Regions from separate parts of the Homo sapiens genome. Here all the other regions are linked to region 2. Evidence: chromatin loops called from intact Hi-C (ENCODE). Cell type or tissue: heart right ventricle. All regions are shown on one strand. Each heading gives the region's core, and the rest is flanking DNA. Links, peaks and the distances in the headings are about the cores only. Region 1 overlaps LINC01357 (long intergenic non-protein coding RNA 1357). Region 2 overlaps LRIG2-DT (LRIG2 divergent transcript). Region 3 has its middle 40 kb from the start of LINC01357.

Evidence for each region. Peaks named below come from ENCODE experiments on the same cell type or tissue, not always from the same donor. Only the 100,000 strongest peaks of a DNase experiment are listed, where the experiment ranks them.
Region 1: a loop joins it to region 2, with 5 times the contacts of the local background. A loop is called at or near these places in 101 of 110 quality-filtered maps.
Region 3: it touches region 2 in a loop (11-fold over the local background); 69 of 110 quality-filtered maps call a loop at or near these places.

The regions. Positions count from the first base shown.
Region 1 is chr1:112,875,004-112,880,003 of GRCh38, forward strand. It overlaps LINC01357 (long intergenic non-protein coding RNA 1357), which reads left to right. Exons shown (of 2, transcript NR_189282.1): 2 at 2,727-2,868. Among named protein-coding and RNA genes, the nearest start is that of MIR11399, 4.5 kb to the right of the region's middle. RefSeq lists an enhancer at 3,252-3,849. In heart right ventricle, for the core only: no CTCF peak of the experiment used is centred there; no DNase peak of the experiment used is centred there.
Region 2 is chr1:113,039,759-113,045,903 of GRCh38, forward strand. The region is part of intron 2 of LRIG2-DT (LRIG2 divergent transcript); the gene reads right to left. Among named protein-coding and RNA genes, the nearest start is that of LRIG2-DT, 30 kb to the right of the region's middle. RefSeq lists enhancers at 1,961-2,880, 2,909-3,203, 3,802-4,721 and a silencer at 3,064-3,113. In heart right ventricle, for the core only: CTCF peaks have their summits at 3,054 (motif pointing left) and 3,255; a DNase peak (open chromatin) is centred at 3,053; H3K27ac peaks cover 419 bases.
Region 3 is chr1:112,807,390-112,812,389 of GRCh38, forward strand. No RefSeq gene overlaps it. Among named protein-coding and RNA genes, the nearest start is that of LINC01357, 40 kb to the right of the region's middle. RefSeq lists enhancers at 1,764-2,285, 2,001-2,280. In heart right ventricle, for the core only: CTCF peaks have their summits at 1,998 (motif pointing right) and 2,201; a DNase peak (open chromatin) is centred at 2,012; H3K27ac peaks cover 1,032 bases.

The DNA of each region.
Region 1 (5,000 bases), core at 1-5,000, 170 kb before region 2:
GGCTGAGCCAGGAGAATAGCTTGAACCCAGGAGGCAGAGGTTGCAGTGAGCTGAGATCATGCCACTGCACTCTAGCCTGGGCAACAGAGCAAGACCCTGTCTCCAAAAAAAAAAAAAAAAAAAATTTAGAGCCTAGAGCCTAGTTCCCCTCAAGGGTTGATTGGATTTAGTGACTCACTTCTTACAAATAGAATAAAATGGAAGTGATGCTCTGTGTGTGTGTGTGTGTGTGTGTGAGAGAGAGAGAGAGAGAGAAAGAGAGAGAGACAGTCATAAAACAGCACTGTGGCTTCCATCTTGGTGATACTCTCTTGGATTTCTTACTCTGGGAGAAGCCAACTGCTCTGAGAATACTCAGGCAGCCCTGTGGAGAGGCCCTTTCTGTGAGGAATTGAGGCCTCCAGCAAGTAGCCATGTGTAGTGAATTCCAGGAGCACGGGGGCTCATGCCTGTAATCCCAGCACTTTGGGAGGCCAAGGTGGGCAGATCATGAGGTCAGGAGTTCGAGACCAGCCTGACCAACATGGTGAAACCCCGTCTCTGCTAAAAACACAAAAAAATTAGCCAGGCATGGTGGCAGGCACCTGTAGTCCCAGCTACTCAGGAGGCTGAGGCATGAGAATAGCTTGAACCTGGGAAGTAGAGGTTGCAGTGAGCCGAGATAGCGCCACTGCACTCCAGCCTGGGCTACAGAACAAGAATCTGTCTCAAAAAAAAAAAAAAAAAAAAGAAAAGAAAGAGAGAAAGAAAAAGGAAAAAAAGAAAGAAAAGAAAAGCTCGATATCACTGATCACTAGAGAAATGCAAATCAAAACCACAATGAAATACCACCTCACACCAGTCATAATGGCTATTATTGAAAAGTCAAAAAATGGCCAGGCACGGTGGCTCACACCCGTAATCCCAGCACTTTGGGAGGCTGAGTGGGTGGATCACGAGGTCAAGAGTTTGAGATTAGCCTGACCAACATGGTGAAACACCGACTCTACTGAAAATACAAAAATTAGCCGGGTGTGGTGGCACACGCCTGGAATCTCAGCTACTCAGGAGGCTGAGGCAGGAGAATTGCTTAAACCTGGGAGGAGAGGTTGCGGTGAGCCGAAATCACGCCATTGCACTCAGCCTGGGCAACAGAGGGAGACTCTGTCTCAAAAAAAAAAGAAAAGAAAAGAAAAGAAAAAAGTCAAAAAATAACACATGCTGGCGAGATTGTATGGAGAATAGGGAAGCCTTATATGATGTTATGATGTTGGTAGGAGTGTAAATTAGTTCAACCATTGTGGAAAGCAGTGTGGCAATTCCTCAAAGAGCTAAAAGCAAAACTATCATTCGACCCAGCAATCTCATTACTGGGTATATACCAAGAGGGAGATAAAGCGTTCTACCATAAAGACACATGCATGTGAATGTTCATTGCAGCACTACTCACAATAGCAAAGACATGGAATCAACCTAAATGCTCACCAGTGACAGACTGGATAAAGAAAATGTGGTACATGTGCACCATGGAATACCATGCAGCCATAAAAAAGAACAAGATTTTTTTGCCAGAATATGAATGGAGCTGGAGGCTATCATTCTTGGCAAAATTATGCAGGAACAGAAAACCAAATACTGCATGTTCTCACCTGTAAGTGGGAACTAAATGATGAGAACTTATGAACACAAGGAAACAACAGTCACTGGTGTCTATTGAGGAGGGAGGTTGGGAAGGAGAAGAACAGCAGAAAAGATAACTATTGAGTACTGGGGGTTAATACCTGGGTGATATATAATAATAGTATGTACAACAAACCCCTGTGACACTCGTTTATCTGTGTAACAAACCTTCACGTGTACCCCCAAACCTAAAATAAAAATTAAAAAAAAAGAAAAAGATATGGCTATGAGGTGGTAATAACATACAACAAGCTTTATTTGGGCCGTGTTTTGACAGGGTTGCCTGCTGAGGAAGCTTTTCACAGCATGAGACCTTCCGCAGGTAATGACTGAGGCCACCAGCTAGAAGAGAAGGAGGGTGGGGGAGATTCTGGGGGACACGGAGATTGGAGCGGATCCTTAGATGTCTAGATGATGCCCTCAGTAGTAGGGTGTGGAGTCTCAGAGTCAGAGAGATCCAAAGGGCAGCTATGGCTGGTGCTTTTTTTTTTTTTTTTTTTTGAGACAGAGTTTCCCTCTATGGCCCAGGCTGGAGTGCAGTGGCGTGATCTTTGCTCACTGCAAGCTCCGTCTCCCAGGTTCATGCCATTCTCCTGCCTCAGCCTCCTGAGTAGCTGGGACTACAGGTGCGTGCCACCACATCCGGCTAATTTTTTGTATTTTTAGTAGAGACGGGGTTTCACCGTGTTAGCCAGGATGGTCTCGATCTCCTAACCTCATGATCCACCAGCCTCAGCCTCCCAAAGTGCTGGGATTACAGTTGTGAGCCACCATGCCCGGCAACTGGGGCCTTTTATAGCACCAGAGTTTATTGTATCTGTGGCTAGTAAATGTGGGATTCTGTTTTGTGGGGTATGCAAAACCGGAAGGCTGTCAATGACTAACGATCTGTTTATTTAGACTATATTTAAAGCAATTGGGTGTATAAAAAATTTGAGCTTGGCACTGGTAAACTTTTGAGGCAATGATACCAGTCTGCTGTGAAGCAATAAAAAATATAGGGCCAATATAGAGTTAATATAACTTTGGCTTATTATGTAACAGCATGTCTGTCTTTGATTCTTTAGGCTCAATCAAACCTTCAATGGCCCCGAAAGACATCTTGATTGAAACCTCATGAGAGACTCTGAGCCAGAAAACCCAGCAACTTAGAACCCAGATACCTGACCATCAGCCACTGTGTGAAATAATAAATGTTTGTTGTTTTAAGCTGCTAGTAATATGAGTGTCTTGAGAAACAAAGCCAGTCGGGCTGCACTTAAGGCTGGCTTTGTGTTCCCTCCAGCCTTTGTCTTCCCCCATCATGACAACTTGTGCTCTTTCTCCCAGGAGGCTGAGGATGCTGCTCTGAAACCAGCCAGGCAAGAACCTCAGTTAGCATCAGCAACAGCTGCTCCTCAATTTGCTTTCTGAATTATTTAGCCCTTCTTTGCTTCTATCCTAAATCCAGACCTTTTAAAATATTAATATTTTAAATATGCCTGGGCCTTGGCTTGGAAGTCTGTATTTCTCTCCTGTCTCTGCCCAAGGCTAGACGTCTTAGAGAAGAGTTATCTCTGCCCTGAATGATTTTCTCTTTGGCTCTGGCTCCTGGAAATTAAATCTGGCTGGGTTCTAACCAAAGAAAGGGAAACCATTTTCACAATGGAATCAAAAGAGTTTCTTTTCTACAAATGCAGCCTTTTACTTGCCCAAGCTCACAGGGCTTGTGTCACAGCTGGTGATCTGAGACCCAGACCCTCTCACCACCTCCCAGCCACCACCACGCCAGAGGGAGACAAAGCTCGCACTGCTGTGAGACGTTCTCTGCTTCCCATGACCGCTGCGTCATTTACTTATCTCTCAGTTCTCCTGCCACCCCGTGAAGTCCCTGAAACCTCTGGGGATGCAGGAGCCCAACACAGCCGACAGACCAGGAGAGGGGTCCTGAGCTCTGCTGTCGTGCAGTGGCTCTCTGCTGGCCTTCATGTCCTTACCTGCAAGTTGAGAGGGTGGCACCATCTCTCAGGGCTGCAGAAGTTGGAGTTTGTGAGTCTGAAACCCCATTTGGCCGTTAGAAAGCCAAGTCGCACAGGTTATAATACACCTCTGACTGGCCCCCAGGACTTGATTCCTCACCCAGGGTTCAATCCTACAACTGGGCTGCGCCTCACTCACCTCCCCAGACTTTATGCCAGGCATAGAGGGAAGTGGGACCTTTATTCTGAGAGCTAAGGGAGGGCTCCTTCCTGCTTCTCAGCCTTCTCAGGAGCCCTTCCCTGGGCACCTTCTTTGCCTGGTGAACTCAGACTTTCCTTCCTTCAGTGCAGAGCCACCCCCTAACTCCTGCCCACCCAGCCTCTCAGAGCAGGGCAGGATGGCCTATCCAATATCCCCTCTCCCTCACCCTTGCATCCTCTCCTGGTCCTTTGGGGCATTCCCCAGATGTGTGAATTTACTATTAATTCTGTCTCCCCTGTTAGTCTGTTAGTTCCAGACAGGGCAGGAAACTATAACCTCTAGGAAGGGCTGTATCTGTGTTTCAACAATTCCTGATTTTCATATCCTGAAGCTTCAGAACCCCTGGAATAATTCCCAAGCAAATCAGCAGCCTCTCCTTCCAGCCAGGAGGCATCACAGCTCCAACGTAGCACAACCCAGCTTGGGGGCTTGGGCTACTGGAAGGGAGGCCACAGGGTCAAGATTAGGCTGGAGATGCCTCAGAAAGTATCTAGAAATGTCTGGTATGACCAGGCTGCAATCAGAAGAGGAGTGTCCAGGCCACTGGGTGACTGTCCTACTATGTCCCAATGGCTCCATCATTCACGGAGCGCTGCAGAACTTCGAATGTGGGACAAACACATGCCCCTAGGACTGTTGAGGTTGCTCACCTCCTCAATCTAGACCTGATCTGTTCAGAAGGCAGGGACAGGGTCTGCACTACCCTGTCTTCCTCACAGCCTGGCACAGGCCTGGCACCCATAAGCCCTTGCTCTGTGGCTCTGCCTGGCAGAAGCTGACCCAGTGTCAGAAGAGCCTTCTAGCAGTTGGAGCTGCCTGGGCACCAAAAGGGCTGCTTGAGAGGATGAGTCCCTGTCACTGTCAGTGCTCAGGCTGAGACCACATTAGCTGGGTCAGGTGCTAAGCTGGGAGTGCTGTGCTGGGAGGGAATTGCCTTCTGTTAGTTGTTCATTTCTTAGCTTGAATCATTTCCCACAGCATTTCAATAGCTAGGTAAATCAAGTCTCCCTAGTGGAATCTTAGATGATAGGTGAGGAGGGTGGTTTTGGGGCAGCGGATCCAGGCTACTGTTTCTGAAATCACTGCTCATGAGCAGCTCCCTATTCTTCTAGCTGAGGTCA
Region 2 (6,145 bases), core at 705-5,704:
AAACCTTGCACTTTTTGCAAACTACCTTTATATCTTGTATTGAAAATGCAACTTTTATATTGCATTTATTTTATATTTATTTTGGTGCAATATATTTATATTGGTGCGGTATTGCTATAAGAAATTCATACGTATATAGTCTAATATGATTCCAGAAAAAGCAAAGTCATTATATGACAACTTGAAGCAAAAAGAAGGTGAAATCTAAAGCGAGAGAATTTAATGCTAGCAAATGATTGTTTGGTAATTTTAGAAAGAGGTTTGGGTTTAAAAATGTCAAGATAACAAGAGAATTATTAGCTTCTGTCAACTAAGAGGCAGCAGATGATTTTCCAGACGTTATGAAAATCATTGAGGAAAAGGGATATCTACCTGAATAGGTTTTTAATGCAGATGAAAGTGCTTGATTCTGGGGAAAAAAATGACCCAAAGGACATTTATTAGTAAGGAAGAGAAGCGAGCACCAGGATTTAAGGCAGGAAGAGATAGGCTAACTCTACTGTTTGTACAAATGCAGTCAGGTTTAGATTAAGACTGCCCTTATCTGTAAAGCTGCTAACCCTCAAGCTTTGCAGGGAAAAGATAAATACCAGCTGCCAGTCTTTTAGTTGTGGAACAAGAAGGCCTGGATAATGAGAATCCTTTTCTCTGGATTGGTTCCACTGATGCTTTGTCCCTGAAGTCAGCAAGTACCTTGCCAGTAAGGGACTGCGTTTTAAAGTTCTTTTGATATTGGACAATGCCCCTGGCCACCCAGAACCTCATGAGTTCAACACCAAAGGTGTCAAAGTGGTCTATTTGCCCCCAAATATGTCTCTAATTCAGCCTCTAGATGGGGGGTTCATAAGGACCTTTAAGGCTCATTACACATGATACTCTATGGAAAGGATTGTCAACAGTATGGAAGATAACCCTGATAGGAACATCATGACAGTCTGGAAGCATTACACCATTGAAGACATCATCATTGTTACAGAAAAAGCTATGAAAGCCATCAAGCCCAAAACAATAAATTCCTGCTGGAGAAAACTGTGTCCAGATGTTGTGCATGACTTATCAGGATATATGACAGAAGCAATCAAGGAAATCATGAAAGAGATTGTGGATGTCCCAAAAAAGGTGGGAGATAAAGGGTTTCAAGATACAGATCTTGGATAAATTCAAAAGCTAATAGACACCACACCTGAGGAATTAACAGAAGATGACTTGATGGAGATAAGTGCTTCCAAACCAGAGCCAGATGAAGAGGAAGAACATGTAGAAGCAGTAGTTCTAGAAAACAAATTGACATTAGACAATCTGGCAGAAGGGTTCTGATTATTCAAGGCTGCTTTTGACTTCTTTTACAACATGAGCCCTTCTGTGATATGGACACTAAAACTAAAGAAGGATTGGTACCATATATGGAGGCTGGGAAGTCCCAAGATCAAGCTGCCAAAGAGGGCTGGTTCCTCATAAATGATGCTTTCTAAATGTGTCTCACAGTCTCCCTCCAGCTCTGTTTTTTGAGACGGAGTCTTGCTCTGACGCCCAGGCTGGAGTGCAGTGTCGCGATCTCAGCTCACTGCAACCTCCGCCTCCTGTATTCAAGCGATTCTCTTGCCTCAGCCTCCTGAATACCTGGGACTACAGGCATGCGCCACCACGCCCAGCTAATTTTTTAATATTTTTCGTAGAGATGTGGTTTCACCATGTTTGCCAGGCTGGTCTAGAACTCCTGACCCAAAGTGATCTGCCTGCCTCAGTCTCCCAAAGTGCTGGGATTACAGGCGTGAGCCACCACGCCAGGCCCCCCAGCCTCTTTTATAAGGCCACTAATCCCATTCATGGGGGCTGTAGCCTTCTGACCTAATCAATTCCTAAAGTCCCCATCTCTTGATTGGTATCACATCAGGGACTAAATTCCAACAGATGAATTTGTGGGGACATCAACATTCAGACCATAGCAGCACTTCTGTCTGTCTTGTTATCTTCTGCTGCATAAACAGAAGGGAGTAGTGCCTTTAAATCAGCCCAAGCGCCTCTGGGTATCTTGAAGATAACCAGCTCTTTCCACAGGCCTTTGTGACTCTGGAGGTTCTCAGATCTGGAGGGTGCTAAGGAGGGGACAGGTCAGAAGCCTCTGGGCATGAGTTGTTGGACACAGCCAAGGTCAGAAGAATTCTTGATTTTTAAGTAGGTAGAGCATCCATCTCTGCTGGAGGGGAAAGGAGGGGCCTTCTGTGATTCTTCTGCCAGTTGGGATGAAAGAAACAGTCAATGGAGAACCAGCCTATTATCTGAGCTCAGCCCTCTCCAAACAATGCTCTTGTTGATACATTCTCTGCTTCTTTTTCAAGGGGAGGGAACAGCTGTAGGCTGATCTATGAAATCTTCTGGCCTGGAATTGGAAGGATCTGGCCTGACTCTTCTGGGGGAGGCCATCATATCAGGATGTTATCCAAGCAAGCCCCTGGCTCAGATCTATACATTCTATTTCACTGCATTTGTGTACAGCAGTGCTGCTCAAAATGTGGTCAGTCCTCCACTGGCATCATTAAAATACCTTAGGAGTGTTAAGAATGCAAATTCTTGGGCCCCGGGAATTCCTGGGTAAGGCCCAGGAAGCTGTGGTTTAACAAGCTCGCCAGGTGATTTTTATGTTATGCTAAACTATGAAAAGTACTGCTATGTGGGATTCTCTCTCTCTCTCACACACACATACACATACACGCACACCACACAGCTACCTAAAACTCCTGCAGCTGCTAATGCCACTTGGTCATTTTCCTGTGGTTTTCCTCAGCAGGGCCCTGGGATTTGTTTTTCTCCACTGTGGACCTTGTTCATTTCCTGCTGCTTCCAAGAGGTTGGGAGAGGAAAGAGAGCAGGAATGAAGGCGGGAGGGGGAAGGGGTTAGCTAAGGCAGTGTAGCTTTCAAGAATGAAAAGGAAAAAGCTTAGTGACAGTGTTCCTTTGTGAAGAATTCAGCTTTATGTTGATGGAGCTGCAAGTCATTAGCAACCCAGGCATATGGCCCGAGTTGACCGGGTCATTCTCCGGGGCCAGATCGCCCTCTGCTGCTGACTGATAAATAACACTCTGGGACTCGAACTGCCAAGGAAAAGAGGAAGAGTCTCTGGGGCTAGGGTGGGAGGGAAAGAGGACATGACTAAGGCTAAGAGATCACAAAGTCACCAGGCTGTAGAAGAATCTTGTTAAATTCCTGTGTGCAGGAAAGGAAGAAGTAGCCAAATGAGCGGGCGTTTCTAGGACTCATTCAAGAAACAGTAGGATTCACCCAAGATCTCCACTAGCTCCTGTGATCCTAGCTCCCAGCTTAATGAGGCTCTGCAACCATTCTCCCTTTTATTCCTCACCTTTACCTCACTTGGAACATAAAGGGTGTTTAAAATGGGAAGACAGGCTGGGTGTGGTAGCTCACGCTTGTAATCCCAGCACTTTGGGAGGCCCGGGCGGGTGGATCACCTGAGGTCAGGAGTTCCAGACCAGCCTGACCAACATGGTGAAACCCCGTCACTCCTAAAAATGCAAAAATTAGCCAGGCATGGTGGCGCACGCCTGTAATCCCAGCTTTTCGGGAGACTGAGGCAGGAGAATCGTCTGAACCTGGGAGGCAGAGGTTGCAGTGAGCCAAGATCGCACCATTGTACTCCAGCCTGGGCAACAAGAGCGGAACTCCGTCTCGGAAAAAAAAAATAATTAAAAATAAAATGGGAAGACAGCCACAAAAAAGAAAAAAATGACAAAGTTTTGGTGTCGAGGCATTTAGGGGCAATTAGGCTTTTCAGAGGTTTTTGTTTGTTTTTTTGTTTTTGTTTTTTAATCTCCTTGTCTCAGACTTTCTTTGTTTCTTTTGCCTCCATGAAAGCCCTGTGTCTTTCAGTCTTTCTTCTCCTGCCAGGGAACTCTTACTCCACAGCTGTGGAGTCAGCCCTTCTCAGCCCTTCTCAGCCCTTGCCCCACTTTATTGCAGTTGGGAATGACAGTTCATGTGGGTCACTGGTGAAGAGAGCAAAGATTTGTTCACAGAATAAAAGCTCAGGCACAGCAGTTGCTCTGCCAGCCATGGGCAGTGACCCATTTCCTCCTTCTTCTTGCCTTTGTCCCTTCCCAGCTCAGACTATAGCTGGTCACTGAAGGTCTTCACCCCTCTACCACTCACCCTTGCGACTCCTGCTGGGAAGATAACTTCAGAGTCAGGTCTGGAAAATTACTTAAATCGCCCTAAGGGGCTGAGGTGGAGTAGGGGGAGGGGTGTAGGAGGTGGAGAATTGGGGGTGGAGATGAGAGTGCAGGTGGGCTGGAGATCAGTGCCATAGCCAAATTCTTCAGAATGTTTTCGTGTCAGCTCAGCACGATGGCTCATGCCTGTAATCCCAGCACTTTGGAAGGCCGAGGCAGGTGGACTACCTGAGGTCAGGAGTTCGAGACCAGCCTGACCAACATAGTGAAACCCAGTCTCTACTAAAAATACAAAAAATTTGCCGGACGTGGGGGCGGGTGCCTGTAATCCCATCTACTCGGGAGGCTGAGGCAGGAGAATCGCTTGAACCCAGGAGGTGGAGGTTGCAGTGAGCCGAGATCCCACCACTGCACTCCAGCCTGGGCTCGACAGTGCGAGACTCCATCTCAAATAATAATAATAATAATAATAATAAAACAAATAGAATGTTTTTGTGTCATGAAACACTCTAGCCTCTCCCCCAAGCACCCTCATGTATAGGGTGAGTCCATCTAAGTGAGGCCAAGCCCTTTAACCAAAACAAACATCTTTAAATAAAATTTTATTTGCTTCGTTTTTGGTCTACATGGGACCAAATATCTGAATCTACCACATTTGGATAATTTTGCCAATATTACCCCAAATATATGCTGGTTATCTGTTCGTATCACTACCTTGTGGTTATGGTACTTGAAGGACAATTTCGTCACTCCTAAGTCTTCATCGTGAGCAAGGTTTTTTGCATCTCTGGAGCAATAGTGTGCCTGAGTTGACTATAATCATGGGCGCTTTTGTTGGCAAGATGTGGGACTGGTCTCTGCACATACAGGCAGGTAGGGGGTTAAAGAGAAGAATGGTTACTAGAAGGCATGAATCACTTACATAATTTGCAGGGCTAAGTGTAGAATGAAAATTCAGGATATCTTTTATTCAAAAATTATTAAGAATTTCAAGATGATGACAGCAGAACACTAAGCATGAAGCCCCTTCTAAGACTGGGGACCTGTGTGATGGCATAGGTCACAGGCCCATGAAGCCAGCCCTGGTAGAAGGTACCCTAGGGAGGGTGTGGGCTAACAGATTCAAAGAGCAATGGGACATCCCCTTGTGTTTAGATTTTCCTCAATTTTAGTGTCATTCCCTTCTGTGATCCTCAAAACTTCTGTCAGGCTTTTTTTTCCTGGCACCTACTTGTTGGTTTTAGGTATTCTTTGGGGAGTAAAGGGTAGAGCCTGTGTCCAGGCTTGGGGAACCACATCTCGGGGAGAAAGCAACAGCAGTCAGGGAGAAGTCAGTCCCTAGATGGCATCAGGTGACCTGAGAGCTATGGAGCACAGCAAGGGTGGCAAATGTACTTGGGGAGGACACCTGCAAATGCCAGGGTCATATTGACTTTCTCCCAGTATTCCTGCCACAAACAAACAAACAATTAAGTAAAGGGAAGTCTAATAATAAGAATTAGCCTCTCAGGCCGGGCGCGGTGGCTCACACCTATAATCCTAGCACTTTGGGAGGCCCAGGCGGGTTGATTGCCTGAGCTCAGGAGTTTGAGACCCGCCTGGGCAACATGGCAAAAGCCCGTCTCTACTAAAAATACAAAAAATTAGTCGAGTGTGGTGGTGTGTGCCTGTAATCCCAGCCACTCAGGAGGCTGAAGCAGGAGAATCGCTTGAACCTGGGAGGCAGAGGTTGTAGTGAGCCAAGATTGCGCCATTGCACTCCAGCCTGTGTGACAGAGCGAGACTTTGACTCAAAAAAAAAAAAAAAAAGAATTAGCTTGTCATATTCCAGAGAAGACGATTGGAATCATTGAAATTTGTATATTAAAGAAAATGTCGGCCGGGCATGGTGGCTCATGCCTTTAATGCAGGCACTTTGGGATGCCAAGGCGGGTGGTCACGAAGTCAGGAGATCGAGACC
Region 3 (5,000 bases), core at 1-5,000, 230 kb before region 2:
ATGGGGGTCTTATAACCCATAGTCAAACAAGGCAGGTCAGGTAATTTCTTTATGACCAGTTTTTACACAGAAAGGCAGAGGCAAAGTTAGATTAATGATTTTTGGTTTTATGGCTGGCTTTGGGGAAAAGGTGCTGGTTTCAATGACTTGGTGGGGAAGAGGGATTCTATGGCTAGCCTTGGGGAGAAAAGGATTGAGAGACAAGAGAATGGATAAATAAAGAATGCTGAGGTCACCCAGAAAGAAGAAAGGCAAGAAGCAGCTACCAGAGTTGGGGAATAAGAGGGAAGCATTTTATAGAAGCTTGGAGAGTGAATGAGGGTGCCCTGAGCAAGTGGGGCTCAGACCCCTGACTCATGGAGCCAATCAATTCTATAAAGATCCAAATGCAAAACTAACAACAAATGTTGTTTCGACATATGTACCGATGTGGCAAAATTTTTAAAAAGCAAGGGAACGATAAACACAAATTTAAATGGCAATTACCTCTTCCACAGGGAGGCAGAGGGGTGGAGGAAAAGGCACATATAGGACGATGCAAGTTATATGATTTCTAGTTCTCGTGAGTGATGGGCTCATGGGTGTTGATCGTATTTTGTTTTATAAGTAACATTTAAAAATATGTTTTGTGGTATCTCCTTTCTGAAAAGGACCCCAATGTTTCCTCCCTCCTAGAATTCATATTCCCTCTCACATCGTACCAGGGTTGGCCTGTGTCAGCAATAGAATATGGCAGAGGTGATAGTATGTCACTTCCAAAATTAGGTTCTAAAAGACACCATGGCTTCTATTTTGGTTTCTCTTGCCTGCTGTCTCTTGGCATATTCGCTCTGGGGCAAGCCAGCTGCTATGTTCCTAGCAGCCTACCGGGAGGGCCCAGTGGCAAGAAATTAAGTCTGCCAAGGACAGCTGTGTGAGTGATCTTGGAAGTGAATCCTTCCCAGCCTTCAGATGACTGCAGTCCTGACCAACATCTTTTTGTTTGTTTGTTTGTTTGTTTGTTTGTTTGTTTGTTTGTTTTGAGATGGAGTTTCGCTGTTGTTGCCCAGGCTGGAGTGCAATGGCGTGATCTCGGCTCACTGCAAACTCTGCCTCCTGGGTTCAAGTGATTCTCCTGCCTCAGCCTCCCGAGTAGCTGGGATTACAGGCATGCACCACCACGCCTGACTAATTTTGTATTTTTAGTAGAGACGGGGTTTCTCCATGTTGGTCAGGCTGGTCTTGAACTCCCAACCTCAGGTGATCCGCCCGCCTCAGACTCCAAAGTGCTGGGATTACAGGTGTGAGCCACCACGCCCGGCCCTGACCAACATCTTGACTGAAACTCACGAGACACTGAGCCACAACCTTCCAACTAAGCTGTTCCTGGATTTCTGACCCTAGGAAACTGTGTGAGGTAATAGATGTTTGCTATTTTAAGTCAAGACATTTTGGGGATAATTTGATACATAAGATTAAATAATTAATACATAATTATTTGATATGCATAGAATATTGAACTTTAAAATATGAGTGGGGGTCTAGGGTGTGGTGGCTTAACACCTGTAATCCCAGCACTTTGGGAGGCCGAGGTGAGAAGATTGCTTGAGGCTAGGAACTTGAGACCAGCCTGGGCAACATAGCGAGACTCTAACTCTACAAAAAAAATTTAAAAATTTTAAGATATTAGCCTGGCATGCTGGTGCACACCTGTAGTCCCAGCTACTCAGGAGACTGAAGTGGAGGATTGCTTGAGCCCAGGAGTTCCAGGCTACAGAGAGCTATGATTGTACCACTGTATTCCAGCCTGGGTCACAGAGAGACTATGTCTCAATCAATCAATCAATAATGAAAACAGTGAGAGGTAAAAGAAAAAAGAGAATCTAGGTTTGAGGGAGGCCAGCTGGAAGTAATATGAGTGGTGCCCTGACATGCAGGGAGTGGGCAGCCTGGAGGAGGGATGAGTGGGTGCCCAAAGGGAGCCGGGATCCTGCCAAGAGACTGCAGGGCCTCTCTGCCCACACGAGGGCGCCCCACATTGCCGTATCTGGGCTAGGGGATGGGAAATGAAGACCAAGAAAAGGCCTTCTGGGGAGGGAATGTCCTGTGTGCCCACACACTGGCCCCTCTCTCCAGGTTTCTTGAAGGTCAGCGTGAGGTCCCTCTGGCAACTGGAGACAGAGCCGGTTTTCAAGCCCTGAGAATGCATGCCTCTGCAAGTCAAGGCTGTCTCCTCTGCAGGGTAGCATGTGTTATGGTTGATTGTGAGTGGTGGCAGTGAGGGTGTGAGTGGGTAACTGTCAGGCCTCTGAGCCCAAGCTAAGCCATCATATCCCCTGTGACCTGCACTTACACTTCCAGATGGCCAGTTCCTGCCTTAACTGATCACATTCCACCACAAAAGAAGTGAAAATGGCCTGTTCCTGCCTTTGCTGATGACATTACCTTGTGAAATTCCTTCTCCTGGCTCATCCTGGCTCAAAAGCTCCCCTGCTGAGCACCTTGTGACCCCCCCGCCCCTGCCCACCAGAGAACAACCCCCTTTGACTGTAATTTTCCTTTACCTACCCAAATCCTATAAAACAGCCCCACCCCTATCTCCCTTCGCTGACTCTCCTTTCGGACTCAGCCCACCTGCACCCAGGTGAAATAAACAGCCTTGTTGCTCACACAAATCCTGTTTGGTGGTCTCTTCACACGGACGTGAGTGAAATTTTGGTGCCGTGACTCGGATTGGGGGACCTCCCTTGGGAGATCAATCCCCTGTCCTCCTGCTCTTTGCTCCGTGAGAAAGATCCACCTACGACCTCGGGTCCTCAGACCGATCAACCCAAGGAACATCTCACCAATTTTAAATTGGGTAAGCGGCCTCTCTTTACTCTCTTCTCCAACCTCTCACTGTCCCTCAATCTCTTTCTCCTTTCAATCTTGGCGCCACCCTTCAATCTCTCCCTTCTCTTAATTTCAATTCCTTTCATTTTCTGATAGAGACAAAGGAGACACATTTTATCTGTGGACCCAAAACTCTGGCGCCGGTCACGGACTCGGGAAGGCAGCCTTCCCTTGGTGTTTAATCACTGCAGGGACACCTCTCTGATTATTCACCCACATTTCACTGGTGTCTGATCACCGTGGGGACGCCTGCCTTGGTCATTCACCCACATTCCCTTGGTGGCAAGTCAGTTGCGGGGACTCCTGCTTTGGCTGCTCCCCCATGTTGCAGCCCAGGGCTGCTCCCCACCTCCCTTCTCTGTGTCTTTACCCTTCTCTTTAAACTTACCTCCTTCACCATGGGCAACCTTCCGCCCTCCATTCCCCCTTCTTCTCCCTTAGCCTGTGTTCTCAAGAACTTAAAACCTCTTCAACTCTCGCCTGACCTAAAACTTAAACGCCTTATTTTCTTCTGCAACACTGCTTGGCCCCAATACAAACTCGAAAATGGTTCTAAATGTCCAGAAAATGGCACTTTTGATTTCTCCATCCTACGAGACCTAGATAATTTTTGTCAAAAAATGGGCAAATGGTCTGAAGTGCCTGACGTCCAGGCATTCTTTTACACATTGTTCTCTCCCTAGTCTCTGTTCCCAATGCGACTCATCCGAAATCCTCCTTCTTTCCCTCTCGCCTGTGCTCTCAGTCCCAACTCCAAGCGTCGCCGAGTCTTTCTTTCTTTTCTACAGACCCATCTGACCTCTCCCCTCCTCCCCAGGCTGCTCCTCACCAGGCTGAGCTAGGTCCCAATTCTTCTTTAGCCTCTGCTCCCCCACCCTATAATCCTTTTATCACCTCCCCTCCTCACACCCGGTCCGGCTTACAGTTTCGTTCCTCGACTAGACCTCCCCCACCTGCCCAGCAATTTCCTCATAAAAAGTTGGCTGGAGCTAAAGGCATAGTCAAGGTTAATAATGCTCCTTTTTCTTTATCCGATCTATCCCAAATCAGTTAGCGTTTAGGCTCTTTTTCATCGAATATAAAAACCCAGCTCAGTTCATGGCTCGCTTGGCAGCAACCCTGAGATGCTTTACAGCCCTAGACCCTGAAAGGTCAAAAGGCCGTCTTATTCTCAAAATACATTTTATTACCCAATCCACTCCCGGCATTAAATAAAACTCCAAAAATTAAATTCCAGCCCTCAAACCCCACGACAGGACTTAATTAACCTCGCCTTCAAGGTGTGTAATAATAGAGTAAAGGCAGCTAAGTAGCAATGTATTTCTGAGTTGCAATTCCTTGCCTCCACTGTGAGACAAACCCCAGCCACATCTCCAGCACACAAGAACTCCAAACGCCCGAACGGCAGCTGCCAGGGGTTCCTCCAGAACCTCCTCCCCCAGGAGCTTGCTACAAGTGCCGGAAATCTGGCCACTCGGCCAAGGAAAGCCCACAGCCCGGAATTCCTCCTAAGCTGTGTCCCATCTGTGCGGGACCCCACTGGAAATTGGACTGTCCAACTTGCCCGGCAGCCACTCCCAGAGCCCCTGGAACTCTGGCCCAAGGCTCTCTGACTCCTTCCCAGATCTTCTCGGCTTAGCGGCTGAAGACTGACGCTGACCGATCACCTCAGAAGCCTACAGGATGATCACAGAAGCTTTAGGTAACTCTCATAGTGGAGGATGGACTTAAGAAGTCCGTCCCCTTCTTAATCAATACGGAGGCTACCCACTCCATATTACCTTCTTTTCAAGGGCCTGTTTCCCTTGACTCCATAACTGTTGTGGGTATTGAATGCCAGGCTTCTAAACATCTTAAAACTCCCCAACTCTGGTGCCAACTTAGACAATATTATTTTAAGCACTTCTTTTTAGTTATCCTCACCTGCCCAGTTCCCTTATTAGGTTGAGACATTTTAACTAAATTACCTGCTTCCCTGACTATTCCTGGGCTACAGCCACACCTCATTGCCGCCTTTTCCCCCAGTTCAAAGCCTCCTTCACATCCTCCCCTTGTATCTCCCCACCTCAATCCATAGGTATAAGACACCTTTACTCCCTCCTTGGTGACCGATTACGCACCCCTTACCA